2 separate regions of the Homo sapiens genome follow, and region 2 is linked to region 1. The links are chromatin loops, found by intact Hi-C in ENCODE. Cell type or tissue: heart left ventricle. All regions are shown on one strand. Links, peaks and the distances in the headings refer to the core of each region. The heading gives the core; the rest is flanking DNA.

Evidence for each region. Peaks named below come from ENCODE experiments on the same cell type or tissue, not always from the same donor. Only the 100,000 strongest peaks of a DNase experiment are listed, where the experiment ranks them.
Region 2: a loop joins it to region 1, with 2.4 times the contacts of the local background. A loop is called at or near these places in 10 of 110 quality-filtered maps.

The regions. Positions count from the first base shown.
Region 1 is chr16:49,484,975-49,499,734 of GRCh38, reverse strand. ZNF423 (zinc finger protein 423) reads left to right here. Exons shown (of 8, transcript NM_001379286.1): 8 at 8,431-12,211. The coding sequence ends at 8,460. Among named protein-coding and RNA genes, the nearest start is that of LINC02179, 26 kb to the right of the region's middle. RefSeq lists enhancers at 5,964-6,585, 6,586-7,209. In heart left ventricle, for the core only: no CTCF peak of the experiment used is centred there; DNase peaks (open chromatin) are centred at 7,314 and 7,913; H3K4me3 peaks cover 1,077 bases.
Region 2 is chr16:49,400,975-49,415,734 of GRCh38, reverse strand. It overlaps LOC105371244 (a long non-coding RNA gene), which reads left to right. Exons shown (of 8, transcript XR_001752167.2): 3 at 846-996; 4 at 4,152-4,327; 5 at 4,864-4,918; 6 at 5,035-5,064; 7 at 6,270-6,386. Among named protein-coding and RNA genes, the nearest start is that of C16orf78, 35 kb to the right of the region's middle. In heart left ventricle, for the core only: a CTCF peak has its summit at 7,629 (motif pointing left); DNase peaks (open chromatin) are centred at 5,426 and 7,584.

The sequences.
Region 1 (14,760 bases), core at 2,495-10,494:
GAAGAGTTTCCTGCTCATGGAACTGATTGTTGACCAAGCCACCTGCGTTGGTCTTTTGTGTCCTGGCAAGAGGGGGTTCACGGAAAGTGGGGGGCACCCTCCTCCCCGCCTCGGCTCCATAGAGCATCTCAAGAACACGGAAAACCTGGATCCGGTTGGCATCAATAAAAGGAGTCTGGGTCAGAGGCTGTGTGGATGTGGCTCTTTCTCAAATGTTACCCCAGGTGACTCAGGTCGCTGCATCTGCTTCTGCTACTGGTTCGGCAAGGAAGCTGCAGAACCCCCACCCCAAAGCCAATCCCCTTGCTCCCTGGAAGTTGGAATCTCCCTCTAGGCCGGGAGTTCCGGATGAATTGAGGCTCTCACATGAGAGACAGCTTCCCTGGCTGAGCGTTGCAACACTCATCTCCTGCTGCTCCGGGGTGGCAGACGACAGGCTGCCTCACTGTCTGGCAGGCAGGGACGGGAAAACCTCACGCACATCCCGTGCATGGAAGAGCTGCTGCTCCCTCTGCCATAGGACATCTCAGGGCTTTGTCCAAGGCCAGTGGGCCACCAGCTTCACTCTGAGGCCAGGGTTGGGTGTCACACCCACTCGGGCAAACCTTGCCCTGCCATCTGCGTAAATGAGGCAAACCTCGGCTTGCTGGGTGGGGGTCATGGGAGAAGTGAGGTGTGTCCACGTCATAGCCTGGGCCCCGGGGGATTGACTGCATCACAGGGCAGGCATTTAGAGGGAACCTTGGCCATCACTCACTCCTAATTTTAATGACATGCATTAGCTAAATTGTGTTCTGAGTATTCATTCGGCGCTGTTTATGGTGTGCTCTCGAGTATGCTTACCGTTTGTCAGAAGTGCAAACTAGCGAACATATGAGCCTTTAAGACAGGCCATCTGTTCGTCTTAGACCCTTGGACGATTGTCAAATTCTTCTAAAAATAAGTGCTCACAAGCAGAGAGGGGCTGCCCAGGTGATACACAGCAGATAGGGGAGGCAGGGCTGCCTGTATCTATACCCTTCCCAAAGGGAAAGAAGTAAAGTGTGGGAGGAAAGGGGAAGGTTTTCCAGGGAACAGGGGATGGGAGCAGAGGGAAATGATGGGCGAGAAGGCCCTGCTGACACACCTTTTTGGCTGGAGGCATGAGCTTCTCCCTGTGTCTTGCCTCTCCTGTAACTCCACAGCTCAAATACCTTCCATGGCTCCCCATGGCCCAGATTTAAGGGCAAGCTGCCTCGTCTGGCATCAAGGAGCCTCATCAATAAGGCCCCCGCCTTCCTCTCCAGGCTGGTCTCCATGGCACATACCCTGTGCTTCTGCCAAGCTGAATTATTCATTGTTCCCCCAACATATGCTGCACTTTTCACATCTCACAGGCAGAACAGTGTGGTGGTGAAGAGTGGGCTCTGCAGACAGACTGCATGGGTGCAGACCCAGCACTGCCATCACCAGTGGCAGGACCTGGGCCTCTCTGCGCCTCAGTTTTCTCATCTGTAAAATAGGGAGGATGAGAGTATTTAATGCGCAGGGCAGTCGTGAGGCTTAAATGAGCTAATATGGGTGGAGGTTAAGAATGGTGTCTGGCACACAGTGAGCCTACCATCAGTGTTAGCAGCGATCATGATCGGTGCCATTCCCACCTTCGTGCTGTTGTCCAGGGGTTCACTCTGCCTGGAAAACCATCTCTCAAGCTCTCACACACACACCCAGTGCAAATCCTCACCTGGGCTGTCCTTAAAGGGCAGCTAAAAGGCCAGCTTCTTCCTTAAGCATCTCCTATTGGAAGTCCTCTCTCTATAGTCCTTAAAAGGCCAGGATTGTGCCTCACTTGCTCTCTTCCGTCTACTGCACAGGGCCAGGTGCCTTGTTTGCTAAGTGAACAAATAACGGGACCCAACTTCACCCCTGCTGAGCACGAACATGGCTGCCACTTCAGCCTCAAGGGCTACTTCTTCCCCTGGAAAGGGAATCTCTCAGTGGTTAAGGTGCATTCTCGGGCTTGGCCCTAGCTCCTGGAGAAAGTGAGTTGTAAAGCCAGCCTTGTGAGAGCCACTGTGGCTGGAACCTGCCAGGGAGTGGCCAGTGGTGGGCAGTGGGGAGAAGGGGGATTGGCCACAACCTCTTTCCCAACCGGAAATCACAGTGAGGTGATGTGCAGGCCGGGTGGCTCTGCAGGTGGGGCCGGGAGAGCAGGGTGGGATGCTCTGGGTGTGGGGGCTGAGTGTTCTTGTGCCTTCATATGCTATAGGGACTCAAAGACTCAAGGGCCAGAACCACGGCCTAGTCTCCAGAGAAGAGCCAAGCCTTCTTTTTTGCCTCTTAATGGTCTTCAGGGTCTATGAGTTTGGCCATCGGCACCCTCACCATGAAATTGTGAGCTCCTCACGGGAGGGCGCTGGAGCTTCTCAACCTGTCTGTGCCCAGTGCCCAGCCCAGGGCCTGACAGACAGGAACTCAGTGAACATCTGTGGAAGAAATGTATGCATGGATGGATGGATGGATAGATGAATAGATGGGCGGATGGATGGATGGGTGAGTGGATGGGTGGATGAGTGCACACCTATTCCATCCCCTGTGGAGTCTCCCTGAGGCTGTCCTCCCCTGCAGACATGGCATTCTGTTCCTGAGGGTGGGGAGGAGAAAGCAGTGATTTGTGGGTACAGGGGTTCTAGCCAGGGGGGATTATGGGGAGGGGATAATGACACCTGTTGTTCCAAGGGCAGGACCATCCAAAGTTCAGCCATCTCGGGATTGTTCTTAAGACCTTGCCAGCCCTTTGGACACCCAGAGGGGAAGGGGGAGGGGTACAGCTGGTCAGTCCATTAAACCTCTATGAGGCCCTCACTGTAAGCCCCAATCGTGCCTGGTCCCACAGAAGTGGCAGGGAGCAAACAGTCCCTCTGCCGTGGAGCACCCTGCCAGGTCAGGAAGACCAGAAGACAGTCCTCATGCCACAGAGCACCCTGCTGGGTCAGGAAGACCAGCACAGACACCACTATGGAGATCTGTGGAGCATTTGCCGTAGCCAGACTGGGACGTATGCAGGCATTATCTCCTGAGTCCTCAGGGCATCTGTATTAGTCTGTTTTGTGTTGCTATAAAGAAATACTTGAGGCTGGGTAATTTATGAAGAAAACAGTTTTATTTGGTTCACAGTTCTATAGGCTGTACAGGAAGCAAGGCGCCACCATCTGTTTCTGGTGAGGCCTCAGGAAGCTTCCAATGATGATGGAAGGCAAGGGGAGCTAGTCCGTCACATGGGGAGAGAGAGAGATTGCAAGGAGGCACCAGACATTTTTTAACAAGCAGATCTAATGGTAAGTCATTACTGCCCAGAGGACACCAAGCTGTCCGTGAGGGATCCTCTCCCATGACCTAAACACCTCCCACTAGGCCCCACCTCCAACACTGGGGATCCCATTTCAACATGAGATTTGGAGGGGACAAACATCCAAACCCTATCAGCATCTTAGGAAGAGGGCTGTGTTATTAACCACCCCCAAAACCCGGAGGTCACAGAACTTGCCCAAGGCCACATGGCCAGTAAGTGGCAGAGCCAAGATTCAAACCCAAGGCGTAGCCCATCTCGGCCCACGAAAGCTTCCTGCCCACCTTGAGGTCACCAGGGCAGTGGCTAGCACCAATGGAGCACTTGCCAAGGACAAGGCAAGGTGCTAGGACTTTACAGACACTGTCCTCAGAGTAGCTGAGAGCCAGGAGAGGCAGCTAGCAGGGTGTGTGGAGAAGCTCTTTTGCTTTATGCTGCTGGCATGCTTAAGCCCCTCACGTCTCTCCCACTTGACATGGTGATGGATAGGTATCAAAGGGAGACCAGGCAGGGTCCCACGCCTAAGCAACAGAGAATGGAGCCAAGATCTTGAGAAGCAATCCTGGGCTTCACACTAGGGAGAGGCACACAGTGTTCCTGTTTGTGACTGTGTTGGGCATGGAGGTGGGCTGAGCCAGGGCCCCCTCCTGGGGCGCGCAAAACCAGCATCAGACCCCAGCTGAACCTCCAAGGAGCCCATTCCCTCTAGTGTGTGGCGGTGCTTTGGGAAGGACAGTGTAGCCACCAGGCTCTGTACTCTGGCCCGCTCCTTCCATGCACAAAACATTACCCTGGATTGGGTTCAGGATCAGGATCATTTTGCTGCTGAATTCCCAGCAACAAGCATAGTGGCTCATTGGCTCAAAGACGAATGAATGAATGAGCAACCATGAAATGAATGCTGGGCTTCTTTCCTTCCAGAGGCTGAGGGTGTGTCAGGGAACCAGTTCCTGAGTGCTCTGCTGACGATTTGCACAGAGAGGGCTCTTTTTGTGGGTCTCACCAGGACCCAGGGTAGGCCTGCCCCCAGCATAGGCAGCACACAGGTTTCTGTGCCCGGGCCCATGCCATCCCCTTGGCTATCACTGTCTTGTGTCCCTGGCCCCGTGTGCCAGGCAGAGGCCCCCAAAACAGGCTGTACCAGAAACCTCCATCCAGGAGAGCACACGAGCTCTGCTGAGTGGATGGATTGAGGCTGCAAACCATTGCTGCCCACCCCCTCCTGCTCTCCCGTTTTATTTTCCTCACCTGCTTCTCTGGCCCACACCTGTGTCTCCCTGGCAGGCAGCGAGGCCGAGTGGATGCCAGGCCTCCCTCTAGGCATTTTCCAGTCCTTCCCTGGGCCCCTGTCTCCACCCCCAGCCTTTATGGTGGTGGGAAGTGTTCATCTGTGGGGTGGGTAGCATCTTTAAAAAACGATTTTCTTCCTTCTCTAAAGGGGCTAAATATAGCACAGGCATAAACAGAGAAAGAGACATTAAGGCTGAATGCCCTTGTGAGAACTATGCTGGATGGAAAGAACTCTTTAAGAAGGTTTGCTGAACCTCCCCACGTTCCTCAAACCACAGCTTCTAGCTGTGGGGGACGGACCACGGGTTCTTTCACGGTTATTGAACTGTGCTGATTGCAGTAGCTGTCCAGAGCTGCTCTGTGTCCTGGTGTTGGGCGACTGGTAAGTCTTGGGGACAGGGGTCCCACCACCTCCTCTGCCTGTTGAGATACTGCCCTTGGCCTATGGAGGAGCCAATGCCCTCCTTGGCTGAGCACCTGGGCACCTCTGGGCTCCCCACCACCATCACACAAACTGATCGGGTGACCTTGACCAGTTTCCCTAGCTGAGCTGCCAGCTGCACCATTAATCCCACAAATGTTTGGGTGTCTGTGTCTAGCCCCTCTAAATCAGGCCCCTCGAGGGGTAGGCCCAGCTGGTGTCTTCCCCTCCCCCTCACTGTGCCAGTGCAGAGCAGAGCATCCAGCAGGTGCTTAATAATGTAGTGCTGAGTGAATTCTGGTGCCTGGTCCCCTTGGGGCATCAAGTTTTGACATTTCCATCTGCTGTGACATCCTGGGCTTTTGTTCCTGTCACAAAACTTCAGGGAAGGAAGTTTTATCCTTCTGTCTCAGAACCCTCTAGGAGGAAGTTCTTTCTTGAGTGTAACCTCAGAGCCCCCTGCTACTGCTATTTAAGTGGGCAGGCACACTGTGGCTTTTCCTGGGGAATGGCATAGGCATTCTGGAGTTTTCCTCACCAGTGGTCCCAGGTGTGGGTTCCAGCCTTCATCATGTCTGCACCAGCAGTGCCCTGGTGAGCCAGTGTGGGCCATGTGTGTCACACTGAGCCTGTTCTTGGCATCCTGGCAACAGGCTGCTTCATTCTCCAGAGATCCCAGACACCCCCTGTGCCCATGTTGGTAGTGGGTGGTCCTTGGGGATTTTGTGGAGATCGAATATCATGTCTGGTTTTCTGTGGCCTGTGGAACAAAGTCCATGTTTGTTGGTACTCAAGGCCTCCACTGTCCGTAGGCCATGTGCCCACCAGCCTTCCTGTGACTTCTGTGCTGGGACCTGTGCCTGCATCGCCACTTGGATTCTAGGCTCCACACCTCCGTCTCTGCTATTCTTTCCTCTTGGAATGCCCTCTCCCCTTTCCACATATCCACATCCTATCCATACATTCATTCGTTTTCTTTCCATTGACTCATTCACAAATACTGCCTGAGTGTCTACTTTGTGCCAGGCCCTAGGAACCATAATTTGAGGACAAGAAAGAGCTGTCCATGTCTCCCTTCCTCATGTCCCCTCTCTTCCTCCTCCCTGTCCTCCCCCTAATAAAGAATGACCCACCCACACCAAGATAGCAGGGGTTTTTGACTGGCGGTTGGCAGGGTGTGAAAGTGCAGACCTCCAAGTTGCTCCTGGGCAGCTGTGCCTGCTGGGGATTGGAGGCCCAGGCGTATGGTCAGGACAGTGCATGCCCAGCCCTGGGTCCTGAGAAAGGAGGTGCCGCCACCCTGTGTGCAGCTCAGCAAAGGAGGTCAGTCTAGCTCATGAGAGGTGCGTGGCTGTGTGGGAGGTGGGCTGCAGGTGCCTGGAGAGGTCTGCAGGGATGGGAAGTGATCCATGTGCCTAGAGGACTCAAAGAGCAGCTTGGTTGGGAGGGAGGAGAAGGGAGGCGGGAACTGAGTCAGCAGAGGCTTGAAGGTAGCAGGAGGATGGCTGTGTAGAGTGTGGATTCGGCTCCCCACAGGACTAGCTGGCTGTCCCTGCACAAGTACAGGGAGAGGTGCCACGGCTGGAGGGTGCGGGTTCCCATGGAAACCGCCTGCATCCCATCTGTGGCCTCAGACAACCTGCCTGGTGCCTCTGGGTCCCTGACGCCCCCGACCGAGGTGTCAGGCCCGGCCGGCAGAGGTGGCACTGTGTCTGGTGCAGAATGCGGGTGATTTGCAGACTGCGGTGCCCATGGGGTGCAGGCCCTGGGAAGCCTGGCTCCCCTGAAAATCCCCTTGCTCTAGTGGATTCCAGCCATCTGGTTCAGTGCCCGGTGCTTCCAACCTGGGTGACCTTGGGCCTGTAATTTTTGCCTTCCTAGGCCTCGGTGTCTTCATCTTAAGAAGTCCCACCTCGCAAGGCTGTTGTGAGGATTGAAAGAGCGGTGCCTGCCACGGCACAGAGCACGCATGCCCACCAAGCCCCGGCCGTGCGCCTGCTCCGCCCGCATGAGCACGAGGCTGTCGCTTGGCGCTGTGGGCATCTGCTGGGAGGCAGGCGCGGGCTGCCTCTTCCCGGCCGGGAGCTCGCAGGAAGGGTCGGTGACATTACCACGGGGGCCGCAGCCTTCGCAGTGCCCGTCACGGGAAGGGACTGCGCGGGGCCCTGCTCCAGGGAGCAGGAGTGGCCCGTCTCGGCCCCGGCCCCGGCCCCGGCCCCGGCCTCGGCCTCCGGGCGAGGCTACTGGCATCACCTGGTCGCCCTCGCCGCGGACCCGAGCCCAGGAGAGACGCGGTGCCTCTGCTGACCCCTGGCGGTCAGCGGCACAGCTGCAGGAGTCGCCGGGCCCTGGGGGGCGCCCAGAAGGAGCCTCTCCCGGGGATCTAGGGTCCTGTGCGGCCCCAAACAGGGCCACCCTACACCTGGTGGATGTTGCCTCCTTTCTCCAGGTGTCATGAGGTGGAGCACCACCTGAGGCTTTGATGAAATGGGTCTGAATTTGGAACACGAACCACTGAAAAGAAACAAAAAGACGGCTTTCAGATGCCAAATCCCACCCCCAGTCCCAGGCCGCTGGCTCCTGTGAAACAGATCAACCCTGCTGGCCCCCTCTGGCTGGCAGGGGGAGGAAATGCCATTGACTGTAATGAGAGGGAAACATTTGGCCACAGGGTCCCACCTGGGCCCTGGATTCCTAGGTGCATTCGGCCAAACTGCACTGAGTCCCTGTCTCTGGTTGGGCCATTGCCATGTGACCAAGCAGGCAGGCTCCCGGAGCCCAGCAGCAGAGGCTCCTCCCGCGTCTTCCTGCCGGGTGACCTGTCCCCTGCCTGGGCCGCAGGCACCACGGCCGCCCACTGCCTCAGCACGCCTGTGCCCGCTCGGGTGTTTCTTGGCCGGAGAGCTGCACAGCACATCTGCTGTCTCCCTCTGCTAGGCTCGGAGCAGCCACGGGGAAGACTGAGAGGGGGATGCGAGGGCAGCCTGCAGGCGATCAGAGTTTCCTCCTCTTCATTAGAGGAAAAGGGAGATGGAGAGGTGAACAGGGATGTTTTTAATTCCTGCCTCCTCCCCGGCATTTCCCCTTTCCCTCCACCTAGCCAGTCCCCCCGGTAAGACCTGAATGGTCTTTAAAAAAAAAAAAAAAAAAAAAGCCAAAAAACAACATATAGGGAGTCCAAGTTGGCAGTAACAGGAACCTATCCCCAAGCCCCAAATCAACGTGGCGTCTTGGCAGCTGCGTCCCTGGAGCACTTTTTCCTTGTTGCATTTTGTTTTGTTATAATCGAGACGCTTTTCTGCGGCTCCCGGCGTAAATGCACTGAGTGGGAGGGACGAGCATGCTCTCCATTCTTCTCCTTCATGTGTGTCTCCTTTCTTCGCCTTTGCAGAACCACACGATGAGCCAGCACGCACAGTGAGGGATCGCTCAACAGGACACCTCTCCGCAGAAGGCTTGCCGGAGACGCCGTGGGGAGGGCCATTTGAACATTACATCCAATCAAAGTGTCATTTGCAACCCAGATGTAAAACTCTAATGATTTGGCCATGAGGCGCTGCTATTATAAGCAGCTGGAAATGAATATTAATGGCAGAGATTAAAAGTATTCCATGCTCAGTATTTTTTATTGTCCTGCTACAGCTAGTGTGCTTTTAGACTTTCCGCCGCAGACTACATTTCTAGAGTTAGAGAAACCTGCTTTTTAAGGCTATTGTCCTTTGTTCCTTCATGTATTATATTGATAGTTTTTAAAAAAGAATTAGTGTGATTTTTTTTCTTTGCTTCTTTTTTTTCTTTCTTGTTTTTCTTCCCCCCCACCCCCCACCCCCTTCGGTTAACTACTTTTTAATTGCAATTCTAGGTAATTGTGCATCGTGATGTGATTGCTTGGCTATTGTCTGAATATTTCCTTTTAATTTTTTAATTAAAGACTAATGCTTTGATTGGATTTGCCAGTTCACCGGACAGTGATTAAAACTATGTAATGAATATAATCGGTTTCAGTGCAACTGGATGGTCTGCTTTTAAATGTGACTTAATCTGACTGCAGTAACTAGTACAGTTCAATAAAGGGAATCCATGCGATTAGCATCCGGCTGCCTGGTTCTCTCCTCCCCAGCCTAGGGCCGCGTGGGGGGCTGTCAGCTCCTGTAAGGTGTGTTCCCCTACAAGTTCCTGTGGGCTTGCACACGCCCTTGGGGACCTGCACACAATAGACCCTGCTCCCCTTGGAAAAGAATCGTAGTAACCTAATGCATGCAGACTGGACAGGCTGGCAGTGGCCACAGGAGTCAAAGCAGAAGACCCCTTAATGATGGAATACCCTGATCTTCCCACTCTTGGATGGGGAAACAGAGGCCCAAGGGTAACGTGCAGCTTTCCCAAGGCCACGCAGCAGGTTGGTCACCATGCTGATTGTGAAGTCTTCTTGGCTTTCCCTTCAGGGTTGGCTTTCCCCTTTGTTGGATACAGGCAGGCAAGTGGGTAGCCCTTCCCTTGCCAGGACTCCAGGTGGCACTTGGGTTCTGAGGCACGGAGATGTGTGACTGGGGACTGCAGAGCAGAGCCAGGTAGGAGCCGCAGGTTCCCAGTCATAGAGATCAGTAGGATGTGAGAGCATTGAGACTGGTGGCGGGGGCCAGGTCTGGAGTGAGGCAGGCAGGGGCCTGGGGTACATTATTTCAGGGGGCACTCGCTCTCAGGGCCCCCCTACACCTGCAAGTGCTGGGAATGGGTGTCCTCTTGCATTTTACACTCTAGGCACCTTGCTTATTTCACCTACTCCTGGCCCTGCTGGCCTCCCAGGGCCCACCCAGCAGCCTTGGTCTCCAGGCCTCCTCCATGTTACCTCCCACACCTCCATCATGCTGGTGCTCAGCTGACTTGCCAATCAGAGGCCAGAACTTGCACGGGGAAACCCTTCCTTGCTAACTTTTCACAAGGGGCAAGGAAATTGGTTATTACCCTCTGCAGAGCGGAAATGAAACAGGCAGACAGATTGCACCTAATTATAATGTAATACTAAGTCACGGGTGTGGAATTTGGAGCAATTATACCCATCATCTTCTAGAAGACTCCCATATCAAGGGGCTTCTGGTGACCTATAAGAGTTCCCCTTTCTTTCTGTCACCTCATGTAATGTTCTCACGCGGGTGGGGCTTTCAGTTTTTCAAAAGGCATCTTACATATGTGAATCATAGAGCAGACCCTGCCAGTAGTGGGCTGTTGCCTCCTGGAAACTGAAGGCTGTGAATGCCAATTTTCAGCCTCCTGGAGACCTGGCAGTTTTGGGGGAAGACCCCAGGGTAGACACCAGTGTTCCTCTAAGTGTGCCCACCCGTGGACTGGGGCTTGGGGCCTGGGGCTGGGGCTATGTCTGAGTGAGGCTGCCACACATCCACAGCCAGGCCTACCTTTTGGGCAGTGCTGGGACTGTCGATGGGACCAGTATGTCCCGGGGCCTGCCACATCTCCGTCTCAGGGCCCTCTCCAGCTCTGGATTTATCCCAAACCCCATGGAGCCCAGGTGAGCCCTCAGTAACTACCAATAGAAGATTCGATTTGACGGTTGGTGGCGTAGGGCTAAATTAGTCACTGCCCCCATTAAAAATACAGCGGGGGGTTTAAGAGCTTTTCACGCCATGTGGGAATCAGCAGCGAAGCCGGCTGATGCCTTGGGTAAGGAGAGAGGCGGCCTAGGGGACCGTGAGGTAATGAGGTTTATGGCGGTGACAAGGCAGCCAGGGAACCCCACCGACTCCCCCCTCACCCCGGCCGCATTGTTCTCCGGCTGGCTCTGTCCCTGCTGCTACGGCTGAGAGCCCCTCGTGACTTTGTGTGGGGAGGGGGCTGGCAGTGGGGACCCTGAGGCCCTTCCTGGGACTGGCATTCTTTACCATCAGGTGGTATTAGGGTTGGGGAGCAGTGTAGGGTTATAAACCTGTGCCTCGGAGAACTCACTAACCCCTTCCAGAGGAAAGGTCTGGAGCTGGGATGAGACACTTGCCTTTCAACTGTGAGGGGCCTTAGAGGGTCTCTGGGAGGCTTGTATGAAGTGATGCCTGACAAAGGGCTGCACACAGAGACCTGTAAGCAGCATGGTCATCAATGATGGTGCCAGGCATCCTGCAGGAGGGCACCTTTTCAGCCAGGAGGGCGCGATGGAATCAGCCTCTCATTTGGATTTGGCTTTGGGGAGTGGGCGAGGTGACTGAAAGCCTAAGGTTCATTGCTGCTGTATTTAGATGTACAAATTGTCAGTTTCTAGCGGCTCTCTGGGCAGAGGAATTTTGCCCAGGCTGGGAAATGGACCAGGACCCTTGGGCCACAGGCCCCTGTCATGGAACACCTGCCCAGAGTGCCCAGAAGCAGGCAGGTAAGGGTTTCAGTCTCAGTGGAGAAACTGTCATGGGAGAAATCTTCTCGAGTTCCCCAGCCTTAAAGAACGCTCCTTTTAAATTCACAGTTGTGTAATATTGAACTTTTCACCTGTTTTTCTTCCCTCCTAAGGTGTGTGTTCCTAGGGATGGAACCTGTACCTATAAATATTCAGTAAATAGGACCAAAACTCAAATCCATCCCTTCCTCTACTCATCCATTCAGCAAGTATTTACTGAGCTGCCCCCAGGTGCCAGGCACTGCACAGGGCACTGGGGATAAGGAGATGACCAGCAGATGTGGTCCCTGGCCTCATGGAGGCCACAGTGGCACAGGCAAGCATGCCAGTAAATGCATAGCCACACCTGGTCATGAGTGCCGTGATGGCAAAGCCAGAAGCTGCCAGGGATTAATGGAGGGACCCGTGTATGAGACACAGGGGTGCATTAAGGAAGGCCTTGCTGAGGCAGGGGCTTGAGACCTGAAGAAATAAGGGAGGTGGGCAGTCCAAGAGCAGTGGGAAGAGAACACTGCAAATGCAGAAGCCGTGAGCTGGAAACGAGCCAGAAGTACCCTTAGAGAGCTGTATTCCTATGGAGTTTCAATTCTAGGTGGCTTAAAACAATCCCAGAGAAGTTCAGAATCTTGTCCAAGATCATACCATTCAGGATAGACTTGCGACTATAACTTGGGTGCCTCACCTTCCAGCCTGGGGTGTCTGACTCCATTGTTAATTTTATTATAACAATCATGATGACAACGATGAATAAAGTGAAATTGTACTGTACAGGAAAGACTGCTGGTTCTCTTTCTTTTCATTAATAAAGTAACCAATTTATAGCTGAGCAGAGGTTACCTTGGAGAAGGGAAGGGGCAGATTATATATCCTATCCTTCCCAGAAGTTAGGTGTGGTCCTATTGCTATTGGTCGCCATAGGTTCTATCAGTAGGATATAAATAACGGCAGTATGTGCAAATTCTAAGAATTGTCCTGAAAGCGAAGAAATGAGTTCATTCCTCCTATCTGTCTGATGGCTGGAATGTGACTGCAATAGCTGGTGTTCCAGAAGCCATTTGAACCATGAGGTAACTTGACTAACCCAGTAATCACTTCTGGTTCCTGTCTATCATAGCACCTGTGACATGTGGTGTTATGTATTTATTGGTATGGCTTGGAACTTGCCTTTGGAGAAGAGAGAGACACCCTACAAGGATTTATCCCCCATATGCTTGTTACCCTTCAAAGCAAGTCCACGGTGCCACTATTTTACAACTTACAGTTGATTTTGGCTCATTCAGACTTGCCAGGAGAGTGCTCCATGATTATATACCCTGTGCAGTACTCTTGATGTCAGAGAACAGGAGAAAACTCACAACACTCAATAAAGGCTGAATATTTGCAACTCTATCTTGCTTGATCTCTTTCCAAAAGCACCAAATAAAGTACAGTTTGCCATGCATGCCCCTGGCTGTCCTTTCCCTCCATGCCTTTGCTCATGGTGCTTCCTCTTGCTGGAATGCCCTTCCCTTCTCCCGCTCCCTCACCCCAGGTTAACTCCTACTTTTAGACCCAGCTCAGCTGTCTAATTCTTGGGGCCAAGACTTGGGTGAGATCAGTGAAGCACTCCCCTGGGAGCAAAACTTAAGTGGGTGCCAAAAAGCTAAGTAATCCAAATAAACAATATTTTCATGTAATATTTTTAAAATCACATTGGCAGGCTGTAGCCTGCAGGCTGGCAGCCCATTTTTGAAAATAAAGTTTTACTGGAAGCAGGGCTGGGATTGGGATTTGGCAGGTGAGGCGGGATGGCACAAATGTAGCATCAGATTCTGTCTTTACTTAACACTTTGCCATTTTTTTCCATCATTTTTTACATTAATTTTTATTTTCAGAAACATGAAAGTATTACTCTGGCTTTTTGTTTGTTTGTTTGTTTTGTATTCACTTAAATTTTGGTCCCAAAGGAAGTGCCTCATTCATCTCACCCTAGTCTTGGCCCAGTTTATTCTTCAGGCCACTTTGACCCCCGCAGCTAAGTAAAATGCTCTCATAATAAGAACGCTGATACTACCTGGTGTGTAAGTCCATCCCTGGGCATGCACAGTACTGCCTTTTATACCTATTTGTCTGTGGGACTGTCTGTCAGTCAGGACAGGCTAGGATATGGCACATTAACAAAAGGACCCAAATTCTCATGGTTTAACACAACAAAGATTTCTTTCTGACTCATATTCCATAGCCATCTTGGATACCCAGGGGGCTTCCTTAACACATCAAGGTCACTCAGAAGTTAGGATCAGGGAGCAGCCACCCCCTTAAATATGGTCAGCAACCAAGCAGAGAGAGAGAGAGAGAACTGGCAGTTCAGTGCTCTTGCCTGGGACTTACACAAATACAGAGCTCTTAGACTCACAATGCATTGGCCAGCAATTGTCACATGGCCCCATTCTATCACAGGGCCAGGAAGTGCAATCCTGCCCTGTGCCTGGAAGAAGTGAGAATCAGCAAGGCTTGGAACACTGCACTAATGACTACCCAAGCTGTCCCCACCTTCCACCCACCTGTCTCTGACTATCTTTGAGGGCAGAGCCTGACTCTTAGTAAATGCCCTTATATCCAGCACCCTACATAGGATCTGGAGCAGATAAGATATTTACTAAATGAATGCAGATATTGCGTATGAAAGTGAATCCATGACAATTTAAAAGGTCTAGGGGAAGATAAGCATGTATATGAAGACAACTTGTAGCCTAAGCTCTGCGGACTATGATACCTGGATTCAGACCTCAGCTCTATCACTTACTAGCGGTGTGACCTCAAATAAAGCCCTTAACTTCTCTGAGCCTCAGTGTTTTCATTGGTAAATGGGAAAAATAAAAAATAATACTTATCTCACAAAGTTGTGAAATTAAAATAAGAATGACGGTGACGTTTAATAACATTATTGGTGCCTGGTATTCTCCTAGGCACCGTGTATTAACTCCCCTAATCCACACAATAACTAACGTTATCACGTGGGTACTGTTATCTCTTTTTTACAACTGAGGAAACTAAGGCAAAGAGATGCTAACTTGCCCAATGCTCAGATTCTAATGCTGGCAGTCCGGTTCCAAAGCCCTGTTCCCAGCCCCAAGAAGCCCTTGAGCAGAGCACATAAGAAATGGCTAGCTCCAGGCCGGGCACAGTGGCCCATGCCTGTAATCCCAGCACTTTGGGAGGTCTAGATGGGGGGATCACTTGAGGCCAGGAGTCGGAGACCAGTGCGGACAACATAGCGAGACCCTGTCTCTACAAATAATAATAATAATAATAAAAATCAGCCATGCGTGGTGCCCTGCCTGT
Region 2 (14,760 bases), core at 2,901-10,900, 84 kb after region 1:
GCCTCCCCTCCCTCTGCAGCCCAACCTGCTCCCTCTGCTCTGGCCACACAGGCCGCTCGTGCTCCTTTGGGCTACCCAGCTCCTCTCGCCTCTGGGCCTCTGCCCTGAGCGGTGCCCTCTAGTTGGAAAACACAACTTCCTCCATCTTTGTAGGGCATCCTCCTTGTTATCTAGGTGTGGCTGCAAAGGGCCCTGACTGCTCACCCTGCAGAATGTCCAGTGCATCCTTTGGAGGCCTCTCCCATCATTTTGCCCTCACACTCTCAGTATATTTATTTGCATTTTTATCAAGCGTCGGTCTCCCCTAACTGAAATGCAAGCTCTGTGAGAGCAGCCTTGTCTGCTCGGTGGTTACTCACGGTCTAGGGCAGTGCCTCGTAGGTAAATATTTGTAGAAAAATAGAAGAGAGCTTCCCCTTATGGACCCGCAAGTGCTCTTTGGGCCCCATGGGCCTGGCAGAAAGCCTCACCTCACCGGCAATGGGTCCCTCCTAGGACTTTACCGTTGACAATGGTGCCTTCTGGAAGTCACCTCCATTTCCAAGCTGGCCCGGTGGGGCCCAGATAACGAAGCTGCTTTAACATAAATAATTTGCTTCTGAGGTGTAAGAAGTGGGGAATATTTTTAGAAGGCCTGCCCTCCTAGGGGAAGTAAATGACTTATGAAAACGGGATTTTTCAAAGTGGCCTTCAAGAGAAAAGGGAGCCGTGTGTGATGGCCAAAATGGAATTCTATGAATTAGTGCGACTCATTATTCTGGCCGTACGCACACAGAAACACGCACACACACACACACACACACACTCACTCACTTTTCCTCCTGCCTTCCATTTCATGGTCTTAGCTCGAATCTGAAATAAAACCCCGGCAGCCCTCCTCCCCTGGCCCTCAGCGGCGGCCTGTCTGATTGGATGCCTCCCACAGCCCTGAAGACCAGAGCTTCAAGGAGGAAGCCGCCAGGGACACGCTGAGTCCTCGCTTCTTAAAGTGCGCCCGTAAGTTACCTTGAAATGTTATTTTTTAAAAAAAAAGTATTTTAGGTTCAACAGACACTTGGGTTCCTGTTAACAACTCATTTAAGGAGAAAGTGGGGGGAAGGCATTCAGATCAAGGCTTCTTTGACAACGTGAACCTCCTTACTTTGAATCCTTACATTGTCGATGGGATGAAAGATTTCGTGGAGACGCAGATGGGTAAATGCGCAGGTGAGAAAGGACAGATGTTCGCTACAACGGAGACGCAGGGATCTTGGGATGAGCTTTGTCTGGCCAATAATGGAGAATAGATATTGGAGGGAGGGGGGAGTGGGAGACCCAGAAAACCAAGACACAAAAACCACTTTTGTGACCATTGTGTTTCCACTGGAGTCTTGATCTAGGGAAGATGTGCTGTTTGGAGAACTAACAAGATGACCGACTGCTTTGATGGGGCATGTTCTGAAAACCAAGGTCTACAGAAGTCATCCATGGCTGGCTCCCTGGGGCCTTTCTCCCCTTTTCTACAAAATCTGGCTGCCATGGAGGCACAGATATGTTTTCTGCCCATCACCCCCCAAAAGCCCCAGACAATCAGCTCAGACCGTCTTTTCTTGAAGGTTCATGGTTGCGTCCTGGTGCCCACAGGCTCAACTTTGAACTTCTCAGCCAGGAGCCAAGGGCTGCCATGAGCTAGCTCTACCTTGCCTTCTCTTCCCAGTCCTCACACCTCCCCAAGACCCTACTCCCACCGGACCAATCTTCTCCCTGATCCCATATTATTCTTTCCTCCTCCATGGAGGTCCCCTTATCCAAAGATTCTCCTGTCTACTTGTCTGAGGTCTGCTCATCCTGGACAACCTGACTCCCAGGAGCCTTCTGAGCCCATCTTCACTGAGCTCTTGTAAGTTCCAATTCTATGTTCCTTTGATCCATCTCATTGACTGTCTTTCTAGTCTACTCTCCCAAGAGGACTTTTTAACTCTTTCAAAACAAGGGTTCTGCCTGGTAGGTGCCAGCAGATGGCACAAGACCAACAGAGTGGGCACAATAAGAAAGTAATGGCCTCTTCCAAACAGCATGAAGTGGCCAGGCTGTGGACCAGAGGGTGCACATGATATGGTTCACCACCCTCTCTTGGAGATCTTCCATCCTTGAGGCTCAGGAGCAGAACTCAAGAGAAACTGCCACCATAGTGCTGTCACCCTCTGCTGACCACCCTGAAACCTGGAGGCCTGCTTATCCCCTGGGGCAAGACCCAAACTATCAGCCTCTCTATGTTGTCCCAACTCTTTTTTTTTTTCTAGAATAGTTCATTCATTCAATAAAATTGTTGAGTGGCCCACTCACTGTGTGCCAGGCACTGGGAATCTGGGGGTGAGTATCCTATACCCAGTCCATTGTCTTGGTACTTACAGACAATGAATTAAGAGCCACAGAAATGACTGATTACAGTCAGAATAAGTGCAACGACAGTTTAAGTGCAGGCTGCTCTGAATATTTCGATAGACCTAACAATTGCTTCTCAAGGTTGCTGTTTTACATCTGGTGGGTTTTGAGCAGGCTGCCCTACAGCAGTGGCAAAAGGAGCCATAAGCTGCCTTGATGGGACACTTAATGGGATGCTGAGCCTAGGGGGACTGATGGAAGAAGGTCAGTTCTCATGGTGGGTCTGAGGCGAGGCTGGTGCTCTGAGTGCTGGTGGAGAAGTATCTCCAGGCAGGGACTGTACCTGGAATTCTTAGGAATGTAGAGGAGGTCAGAGCAGGAGCCAGCTGTCTCCCCAACTTAGGCCATAGACAGAAATGTCTCAACATCCTCTGGTGCTAAGTGCCTTCTCCTCTTTAAAAGGAGGGCCTTCTTTTCAACAAGCTCCCATGTCCCATGGAAAGAGTCCTCCAAGCCTTGCTAGCATCACCCTATTGGGTACCAGTTACTCCCTCACTGGCTGTATTTTACTTCCTTGATTTTTCTATTAATGAAGCCAATGAGCTGTTTTGTATTATGACTTCTTCTCTAATGTTTATCTACTCTACATCATGGTGAATTCCAGGAGAATTAAAATTATGTCTAGTTCTTTTTGGATATCAAGGATCCTAGTGAGGGCATAAACCAGATAAACAAGTATCTGGCATGCATGCCACCACTTCTGAATCCAGTGACCATGGCAGACATTATTAATCAATCCTGATACTCATTTCTGCTGTGCCTTGATATGGTTTCAAAGTACCTCCTCAGAATACTCTTTTCTGGTTACCCTTTGGGGGAAGTCACTCCTCCTCTGATTTTTTTTTAATGACTTAAATCATTCTTTTCTTCACAGTGCTCTTTCACTTGCAATTACATATTTTTAAAGGCTTATTTAAGGACTGTTTCCCCAACTAAGCTGTAAACTTATGGAACCATGTCTGTCTTTGCTCATCATTGCAGTGGGGTGGTGAGCCCATCCCTTGTCCTGTGGGAAGAGCTCAGTGCATGTTTGCTGCAAGTTGACTGAATGCTTGAGTAAATGAGTGATTTAAAGAGGACCCAGGTTTATCATCAAAATGCCTGGCTTAATGCTGGCTCGGTAGCTTCCTAACTGTGCACTTGGACAGGTCCCTTCCCTTCTCTGGGCATCAGCTTCCCCATCAGTAAAATAAGGATAAAATCTTTCCTTTTGCAGAGTTGCAGTGGGCATCTGATGGTGGAAAATAAGTGAAAACATTTTGTAGCTCAGAGGCAAACGCTGCCAGTGGTGATTATTGGTGTGATTTCTCCCCTTTTCTCTGCTGCAGGGCTGGGAGCTGTTCAAGCAGAGGTTTCACTTTTCTGGAGCTTTTGAAGGCTCTGGGACACAGACTGCCCTCCTGAGCTTGGGGGCCAGGGGGAATTTTATCTTGGATTCGGGTTGGTTTGGGGGATGCTAGCAGGCTGGTGTTCAGTGCGGGGCCCAGAGGGTGCATGCCGGGAGTGGGCAGCTGCTCCTCCCCTCCTGCCTGGGTCCAGGGTGGCAGCCTCTCCACTGCTGGGGCCCTGTGGGGAGGGGGCCTGAGGTCCTGGGTACTGAGCCCTGCCCATGGGAGGCATGCACGTGACTCTGGCCTTGAACATTTAGGATGCAGCGTGGCATCACTGCCTGCATGGGTGAGGAGGGAGGGGCCACTGTGTGCTGCACTCCTTTGTTGTTTCTACAGCTGGGGCCAGGCAGCCCCTTCCCTTTGGGGATTTGAACCCCTGGAGCCCGTTTCCCTACAAGGTGGTCCTTCTCTGGCCAGTGAAGCCTGCCTAATGCACCCTGGGGAGGCTGATGCCTTAAGCAAAGTGGCTCGAGCCGGCCCTGCTGAAGCTGATCCCAGCTGGCCTGGAGCGGGTAGGAATTTGTGTGTGTGTTGTAGCAGGGGATTGGGGGAGCTCAGGAATGGCCAAGTGCAATGGCAGGACCCTGACTGGCTGTTACCAATCCCAGAAAGGGGCACGGAATGGTGGGGCTGGCCAAGACCCAGTGACTCCGGGAAACAGAGAGCTCCACTCCCCTGTCCCCTGACTCTCAGCTGGGGTGGGTGGCAGGGCCCAGCAGGAGTCAGGCCTTTCTCCCAGAAGGGCAGGGCCCATAACTTGTCCTCCTAGAGGGCCAGTTCACTGGGGAAGATGGGTCCTGGTTGCAGAGAAACCAGGCCCATTCTCCCTTGGCAGCCAGAGATCTTGAGTTGTGGGGGCAGGAAGCAGAGGAGGGCCTGGGAGTAGGTCCCCCACAGGCAGGTGGGGCTTGGGAAGCTTGAGAGTCTTTTTCTGCCCACTCTCCTGTGCTGTCCCCATTCAACCACTCAGCAAAGCTAGATTCCACCCACTTCCCATCTCCCGCCTTTGCCTGGGGTGCCCTCATCCCACCTTTTATTTCCCTACAAGGTCCAATGCAAATGTCACCACCTCTGCAAGTACCCCTGTGACTCCTCCAGAGAAGGTCAGTTGCTGCCCCTTCTTGGGTCCTACCCTCTTTTTTTCCCCCCATTACTAGGGTGTTCTTAGGTGAGTAATTATGAATTAACGAGGGCATTGTTTTCTTCTGTCTTCCTCTAGACTGTGAGCTCCAAAGACATCATCATTGTGGTCAGTATCTGTCATTCCTGCCTGCCTTGCCTCCAGGTCTGCTTCCTTCTGTAATGGCACCTGTGGTCTCCAGTCCTCACCATGGCCCCCAGTGATGCTTGGCTCCTGGTCTCCACACCCTTGTGTTGTTCCCTCCCACACTGACCAGGGCTGAGTTGTGTGACTAACAGGACATTACAGAAGTGAGGCAATGCAGCAGGGTGTGTGACTTCCCAGGGGACAGCAACAAGGGCCCTCTAGCTTCTGCCCTGTTCCCTTTTGGGCTGGTTGCTCAGGCGAAGCCAACCGCCATGTTGTCAGGACACTCAAGTAGCCCCATGAAGAGGCCCATGTGGAGAGGTGTTGAAACCTTCAGCCAACAGCCAGCACCAGCTGGCCAGCTGTGAGACTAAGCCACCTTGGAAACGGATCCTCCAGCCCAGCCAGTCCTTTGGATGACTGCAGCTCTGCTGACAGATTGACACCAACCTCATCACAGACCCAGCTACCCCACTGTGTTCCTGACCCACAGGAACCATGTGGGATGATACATATTTGTTATTGTTTGGGGAGAAATTATTAGCCAGCAAAAGAACCAATAAGTATCTCAGTTCTCCTCAGAAACTACCCTTCGTCCACTGTGTGTGGCCTTGGTAGAACTGGCACTTTAGGTGCTCCATCTTCCCTGGGCCAAGGGATGGGGGCCTTGACCCTAGAGAGGACAATGAGACCCTCTTTCTGGAATTTGTATCTTGAACCAGAGAGACTAGACCAGGAAATGATTGGACTGATTTCCAGAAGCTACTTGACATCACGCACACACACGTAGGAACACACACACACATATACGTATATACATATATACATATAAACACACACGTATGCACACCACATGCACATGCACCAATACATATATAAACATACATACATATACACATGCACATATATTTTCCTTTTTTTGCCAAAGTTAGGTGCAGCCATTGCTAGCATCATCTTCACATGTCATCAGAAACCACACCACTCATATTAGGCCCTGGAACACACGTCATTCAGTAAGTGCTCAACCAGTGCATATTGGGTAAATTAAAATCCTAGAAATAAGAATGAAGTCAGGGCTGCTTCTTGTGATTTTGACTTGTGTTTTGTTCATCGTCTTGGAGAAGATTTTGAAAGCCTGAGATTGATGACCTTTGTTCTCTGTCTCCCTCCCTTGCCCACCTTCCCAGAGGAGAGTAGCTTTGCGCTCAGTTACCTGCCACAGAAAGGTTCTGCTGCCAAGCAGGGAGTTGAAGGGATCTGCAGACAGCCTGCCTGTGTTGGTCTGGAAGCCCATGCTCTTTGAGGTGAGAACTGGGGTGAGAGGAAGGCATAAGCCTCAGAAGAAAGCATGGCAGTGGTGGGGGTAGGGGGTAGAGAAGTGGTTGTTGTGAGTGGAGACTTTGTGAACTTTTTGGGCTGTGACCTGCAGCAATTCAGCAGTGACCAGTATAGGTTGGCACCTACCCCAAGGTATTGCTCTGTCCAGGACCTTGGGGGTGTAAGAGACGGAGCCCCACTAAGGGATGGAAATTGAATTTCCACCAGTCCAGCTCAACAGGGGCATGAAATCAGATTTTTAGTGATTTGATTTAGGGGGCTCTGCCATTTCTCCTATACTCAAGTTTGTGGAATAAGTCTCAAAGCTACTACAGTGGCAGGAATTTTCATTTTTTGGTCTTTGTTCATTACTGTATTACGAAGCCTGGCACATTGCCTAAAACACAGTAGGCACTCAATAAATGTTAGTGCTTAAAGGCACATGTAGAAAATGAAAATTTCCTGGGTGCCTGCTAAGTGCTAGAGACTCTTGAAACTTCCCTTGGATTCTTCTTTTCACGCCAACACTTGAAACTTGGTATTTTCTTTCACATTTTATTTCTCCTCCCTTCCTTCCTTCATTTCTTCCTTCTTCCCTTCCCAATCCTTTTCCAGCTGTCTGAATGTATTTGCATGTGTTCTTGTAAGCAGTGTGTTGTTGTATGTGTGTATTTTCAGTTTGTGTTAAGACTAGAGTGTCCCTTCTCATCCTGTTTCCCATCTTTTTCACTCACCTTGTTTTGCCATCCACCAGCACCCAGACATTCCTGCCAGTGCTAGTGTCCTTAAATAGATCTCCTGGGATAGAACTTTGGAATATACGTCCAGGAGTGGGGCTGCTTGCTAGGTCCCTGCAGTGTCCATGTGTAATTTAACCTAGAGCGGCTGCAGTGGCCCACACTCCTACTGCAAGGCATGAAGCTTCCTTCGTTTCCACGTCTGTGCCAACATTGGCCTTCCCTAGCTTTCTAACATGTTTCAGTCTCATAGAGTGGTACCTCATGGTTATTTTAACTTGCATTTCTTGCCCCGATTTGGAGGAAAAGAATTGAAGTCTCAGAAAAGTGATGTTAGTGAGTAGCTGGGCTTGTGTTCATCTACCCGAGGCTTAGGCTCGAGGGCCCGGCTTCCCCTTGGATAGGCTGACGGCTCTGCCAGCAGCCGGGCCAGACAGCGTGGACACCGTCAGGAGAGTAGCCTTCTGCTGTGATAGAGCCCCACCTGGTGGCGCAGGAAGGGAAGGGGAAGGGGAAGGGCAAGAGGAGGGAAAGAAATGGAAGGGGAGAAATTTACTCCAGCAGCTGCACAAGGCCACGCCCTGCCACAGTCATTGCACACCTGGAGGACATGCGCCAGGCCTTAAGGGACTTAGGTTTAGCCTCTGCCTCTGGGAGGTGGAAGGAACTAGAATAGCTTCACCATTGAGGAGCCTATTGTTTTTAGCAAACGAAACCGGAACTTTTTTTTAAACAAAAAACACTTAGTATATTTCTTTTTAAAATGTACTTTTAACTAAAGTACAATATACCCATATAAAGGGCATAAATCCCAAGTGCACAGCTCAATGAATTTTCTAAGCTAACTGGCCTCCGGTGGATCACATACCCCCTCTTCCAAGGATAGCCACCATCCTGACTTCCAACACTATAGATTAGGTCTAGGTTCTATTTTTTTTTTTTTTTGGCCTGGGTTGAAGGTTGTATAAATGGAACTCCACAGGTGTTCTTTTTTGTATTTTGCTACTTTTGCAGAATACGTTGTGTATAATGCATCCGTATTGTTTGGTCATTCTTGTTTTCATGCGGTATTCCATTGCATGATTATACTGCAAGATATGCTTTCTACTGTTGACTGATGGATATTTGGGTTGATTCCAGTTCTTGGTTATATAGAATAAAGTTGCTGCAAAAGTTAGCACATGTCTATTGGTGCACACATCCATTGGCGCACACGTCTATTGGTGTACACGTCCATTGGTGCACACGTCCATTGGCGCATACGTCCATTGGTTCATACATCCATTGGCGCACATGTCCATTAACACACACGTCTATTGGTGCACACGTTCATTGGCGCACACGTCCATTGATGCACACGTCTATTGATGCACACGTTCATTGGCGCACACGTCTATTGATGCACACGTCTATTGGCGCACACGTCCATTGGCACACACATCTATTGGCGCACACGTCTATTGGCGCACACGTCCATTGGCACACACATCTATTGGCGCACACGTTCATTGGTGCACACGTCTATTGGTGCACACGTCTATTGGTGCACACATCCATTGGTGCACACGTCTATTGGTGCACACGTCCATTGGTGCTTACATCTATTGGTGCACATGTGCATGCAGTTCTGTTCAGTATGTATGCATAGGAAATACCAGACCATAGAGGAGTGTATATTCAACTTTACTGGATGCTCCCAGTTTTCCTAAGTGGTTGTGCCAACCTGCAGGGCAATGGCAAGAGTGTGAGAGTTCTGATTGCTCCAGATTCTCACCAATGGGCTTTGCCATTGCCAGTCTTCAGCCATTCTAGTGTGTGCGTAGTGATTCTGCATCGTGTTTTATAACTTGCATATCCTGATGATTAATGACATTTTTTATGTTTATTGGTCACTTGGCTATCCTCTTTTGTGAAGTTTCTATACTAATAGAAGCTTTTGCCTATTTTTTCCACTGAGTGACCTGCCTTTTTCTTACCAATATATATAGGAGTTAAAAATATATCACCTGGATAGGAGTCCTTTGTCAGATATGTTGTCAGAAGAAATATCTTCTCTTGCTTGTGTTGCTGGCCTTTTCACTCTCTTAGTGATGTCTTGGATAAGTAGAAATTCTTTTCTTTTCTTGAGACAGGGTCTTGCTCTGTTGTCTAGGCTGGAGTGCAGTGGCATGATCGTGGCTCACTGCAGCCTTAACCTCCTGGGCTCAAGTGATCCTACCACCTCAGCCTCCTGAGTAGCTGGGACTACAGGCATCCACCACCATCCCTGGCTAATTAAATAAAGTTTCCTTTTGTATAGATAGGTCTTACTATGTTGCCCAGGCAGGTCTTGAACTCCTGGCCTCAAGTGTTCCTTCTACTTCAACCTCCTAAAGTGCTGGGATTACAAGTGTGAGTCGCTGCACCTGGCCAGAAATTCTGAATTCTAATATAATACAATTTATTACATTTTTCTTTTATTATTGGAGCTTGTTGTGTTGTGTTCAAAATCTTTTTGCCTACCCCAAGGTCATGGAGATTGTCATCTACCATTCTTCTAAAAACTTCCACAATCTGCATCCATCTGAAATTGATTTTTGCATATGGTGGGAAGCAGAGGGTCAATATTTTTTCCATATGGATATTTAATTGACCAGCCTGATTTATTGGAAAGACCATCATTTCTCCACTGCACCGCAGTGTCACCTTTGCCATAAACCAGGGGATAGTACACGTGTGAATCTGTTCCTGGTATATGTGTTTGTCTGTTTCTGTATCTGGTAGTAACTGTTTTAGGGAGTGCAATAGAATTATACTATTCGTAAGGCAATTTCAGAGTCTGTAAAACACCCGTTTAGAGTGTGCTGCAGGTGGTGCTGTCTGCTGATGGACGCTGGCTTGGGGTTGTCTGATAAAAATTCTTTTCTCAATGCAAGCTGTGAATCTTAGGACTCACTGTGGGCTCGCCTGGTCAGGATGTCAGGAACATGAATCTAAGGCTTCTTATGCTTGTGAGGTCCAAGAATAAAAGCACTCTGCACCCACAGAGGGAGCCATGTAGCCTCAGCTGTTTTGAGTGGGACAAGGTCTCTTCTCTGCTTTCATTTCCTTTCCCTTTTCCAGTTCACGCCGAACCCCAGAAAAACCTTCAGTCTGGCGCTACAGGTGCATCTGGTGTCTGAGAGGTGGGCTTCCCACAGCAGTTCCTCCTTGGAGGTTCTGGAGGCACCAAGCAATCTCTTGAGGATGTGGCATTCAGCTCAGCTGGGGCTGGGCTAGACCTCCTGCTAACGTTACTTCATGAACAGGGTTTTTGTGTTGATGTACAGGTCTCCAAACAGGGGCCTTGGGTTTGCAGAGGGAGAAGCTCCCCAGGCCTGGCTCTGAATGTACCACTGGAGAGGCAGTGGGATGGGCCTGCCTCCCAGGGCCATCAGCCTGGGGCTCAAGCTCTGGCACTTTCACTGGGCACAGATGGGCAGCAGGGTGTGGCTGTGGGGACAGGTCGAGGAGAGCGTTAAGCATGTGGGTTCCAGCAGCAACTCTACCATGAACTCAGGGGAATCATAGGGGGATACTCCACCCATCCCTGGGCCTCTGACTCCACCTTTGGTCTCTGTATTATGGGTTGGTTGTGTTCTTCCAAATGATGTGTGGAAGTTCTATCCCCTGATACCTGGGAATAATCTTATTTGGAAACAGAGACTTTACAGATATAATCATGTTAATAGAGTGGGCTCTAATGTAATAGGACTGGTGCCCTTAAAAAGAGACAGAGGCACATGGAGAAGAGGGCCCTGTGAAGATGGGGGCAGAGACTGGAGTTGTGCTGCCACAAGCCAAGGAATGCTTGTGGCTGCAAGAAGCTAAAGAGATAAGGAAGACTCTCCCCCAGAGGTTTTGGAGGGAGCATAGTCCTGCCAACATCTGGACTTTGGACTTCTACTCTCCAGAACTGTGAGAAAAATGCCTGGGCTGGGTGTTGTGGCTCACACCTGTAATCCCAGCACTTTGGGAGGCCAGAGCTGGAGGACTGCTTGAGTCCAGGGGTTTGAGACCAACTGGGCAACATGGTGAAGCCCTGTCTCTACAAAAAATAGCTGGGTGTGGTGGTACATGTCTGTAGTACCAGCTACTAGGGAGGCTGAGGTTGGAGGATTGCATAAACCCAGGAAGTCAAGGCTGCAGTGAGCTGTGATCATGCCACTGCATTCCAGCCTGGGTGACAGAGTAAGACCTTATCTCAAAAAAAAAAAAAAAAAAAAAAAAAGAAGAAGAAATAATCTGTTGTGTTAAGCCACCCAGTTGTCGTACTTCATTCTAGCAGCTCTGAGAAGCGAATGTACCCTGTCTCTGGGCTTGCTTCTCCAATCTGTCCTTCACCACATCATTTCCTGCTCCAAACCCATTAGTGGTTCCTCATGACCCCTGGAACATCATGGATACTGGCAGCATCTCCCATCTAACCAATTCTAACCCAAATCCTGACTTGTGCCTTTCTCTCTTTTGCTCTTTCCCACTGCATTTCATGGCACACCCGACAGTCACTCAGGCCAAAGGATGGCTCAAGGGTCATTCCTGAGTCTTCTCCCTCTTGTCCACACTCAACCTGGTGACAAATTCTTTCAGCTCTACTTCCAAAATACATTCTCAATAATTTGCTTCTGTCATGGCCATCCTACTTTAAGCCTCCAACCTTGTCTTTCTTGAACTGCACACTAGCCTCTTGAGGTAGGCTGATTGCAGAATTGCCCACAGTCTTGGACTACTCCCTGCATCCAAGTTATTTGAAACTCTTTCCTTCTATAGGTACAGGTTATTTCTCCATCCTTGAATTTGAGCTGACCTTGGGACTTGTGTTGGGCACTGAAGACTAGAGTGAGGTGGGAGTGATTGTGTGCCATTTCTGAGCCTAGTACTCAAGAGACCTTGTGTACTTCTTGGAATGCTGCCACCATGAGCACAAGCCCAGGCTAGCTTGTTAGAGGAAGATCTGCATGGAACAGAGGCCAGCCAGCCCAGACAAGGCCACACTAGACCAGCCAGACCCAGTTAACCCACTAGCTGACTGCAGACGTGTAACTCCAGCCTAGCTCAGCTAAGCCTGGCCAACAAAGATCAGCAGAGATGCTCAATTGACCAGTGGAATCATGAGAATTTGTGTTGTTTTAAACTATATTTTGGAGGTTATTTGTTACACAGCTGTAGCTGACTGATATACCTCCATAATCATCTCCAGGCTTTCTCTTTCTTTCCCACAGAATATTTTCTCCTCTCAGAAGCCAGAGGGGCCTCTCCTGTACTTATTGCCCTCCAACATGATTTTCTGTTGCAACTAGAATGATCTCCAAACTCAGGACCATAGCCTCCAAGGCCTGACCTGATCAGTTCTCCCAACTCTCTCCTTTGTTCACTCTGCTTCCACCACACTGACCTTCCTGCAAGTCCCATGAACATGCCTTGGCTTTTGCCATCCCCTCTGCTGCAGCTGTCCCTTCAGGTCTGCTCGTGGTGGCTCCTTCTCATCTTTCAGGTGCCAACCCAATCACTTCCTCCAGGAGGCCTGGCCTGACCACATTGGCTAAAGCCATCCTCTCCTACCCTCCTCCCAGTCACTTTTCTTGCATTCCACCATTTTTAGTTTCTCATTACTTGCTAAAATCTTTGTCATTACTTGCAAAAAAAGCCTTTTGCTGAAGTGCATATTATTTGTGTCCCCAACTAGAACGTAAGCTCAAATCAAAGGAATGCTTTGATTCACTGCCGTGGCCTTAGTAGTTATAACAGTTTCTGGCACATAGTAGGTGTTCAATAAATATTTGCTAAATGAATGAATAACAAATGAATAACAATAACCTTCGGGGGTGAGGGGAGCCTTTGTCGTGAAGCTTGCAAACCCTTTGAGCATATTATCTCCTGCCACTGTGCTTCCTGTTAATCATCCACTCCATCCAGACTGACCTACCTGCAGCTTTTCTGCCATGCCACGCTGTCTCTGGCCTCTGAACCTTTGTACATTCTGTTCCCTCTGTCTGCTCTTTCCTCCTATACAAAGATCTTGGAAACTCCTATTTATCCATAAAAGTGTGACATTAGATATCTTCTCCTTTGAGAAGCTTTTCCATCATCTGCTGTTCCCAGTCCATGGTGAAGGGCCTCCTCCCCCTGTTCTCTGAGGACATTTGATTCCCTTCACCTCACTCATCATGTGGTGCTCTCAAATAGCTTGTTATTCCTCTGTCTTCAGGACTGTAAACCGCATGTGGGCAGGACCAGGTTTTCTTAATGACTGCATCCCTGGACTCCCATAGGGGCAGGGATGACACACCCATAGGTGGGTGCTTAGTAACTATGTAATGGCTGAGTGTTAGGATTGAGGAATATGACTGGAGGCCAATGGACTAGAGGAGATCAAGGTCTGCCCTCTTTCTCTGACTGCACATGAATCGAAACCTGTGAAAAGTCAGGGACAATGTGGGCCCTGGGTGGATTTGGAGAAGCTGAGAGTGGATGCAGCATTTGGGATTACACACATCCTCCTGCTACTACCAAGCACAACACAGTGAGGAGAGCTCCTGATTAAGGCCAAAATGCTGGCATCTCCCTCAGCTTCTCTGTGACATCAGAAGGGCTGGGCTTCCCTTTTTTCTGAATACCTTTCTCACATTGGGGCTCCTAGTGAGTTGTGGAGGAATGGAACTGATGTATGACTCCAGCTCTTCAGAAAATGATCCAGGGGTCTTAGTGGACCACAGGGGAAGTATAGCACATCAGCCATGTAATACAGCTGGTGGAGGGGAAAAATGAATACATAAAATCTACATGTCATCTGGAAGTCAGTCCTTATTACAAGAAAGGAATCCAGCCACTGGCTTCATGCCTTATTCTGGGTCCATTTTTGGCTATTGCATTTTTTTTTCTTTTGAGGTGGAGTCTCACTCTGTCTCCCAGACTGGGTGCAGTGGCGCTATCTCAGCTCACTGCAAACTCCGCCTCCTGGGTTCATGCCATTCTCCTGCCTCAGCCTCCCGAGTAGCTGGGACTACAGGAGCCCGCCACCATGCCTGGCTAATTTTTTGTATTTTTAGTAGAGACAGGGTTTCACCGTGTTAGCCAGGATGGTCTCGATCTCCTGACCTTGTGATCCGCCCGCCTCGGCCTCCCAAAGTGCTGGGATTACAGGCGTGAGCCACTGCGCCCAGCCGGCTATTGCATTTTTAAAAGGGACACACTAAGGATACTGCAGAGATAATCAAACTGAATTATATCACAGAAAACTGTGGAAAAAACAAGTCTGAAGATGAAATGGCTAAATGGTCACTGTCACATTACATCGCTATGGTTAATATATCTGACATTTAACTTTTTAGGGCCATTTTATCTGTTGTTTAATTTGTTCCTCATCACTAGTCCTGCCTGAATGTGAATATTTACCAGGCAATGAAGGCTAGGGCCATCAATGCAGGATAGAGGTTGGCGGTGCTCTCCCTAGCTGCCGAGTCTGTGATACTGAAGTGAAGGCCTCTGAGGATGCTTTCAGATTTGATTTTGGTTGAGTTAATATTGACGAAGTGCCTGACACTTGTGATGCTCAGAAAATTTGTTTCCTTTCACCTTTTTGAAGCACTGTTTCTACCCAAGGGAC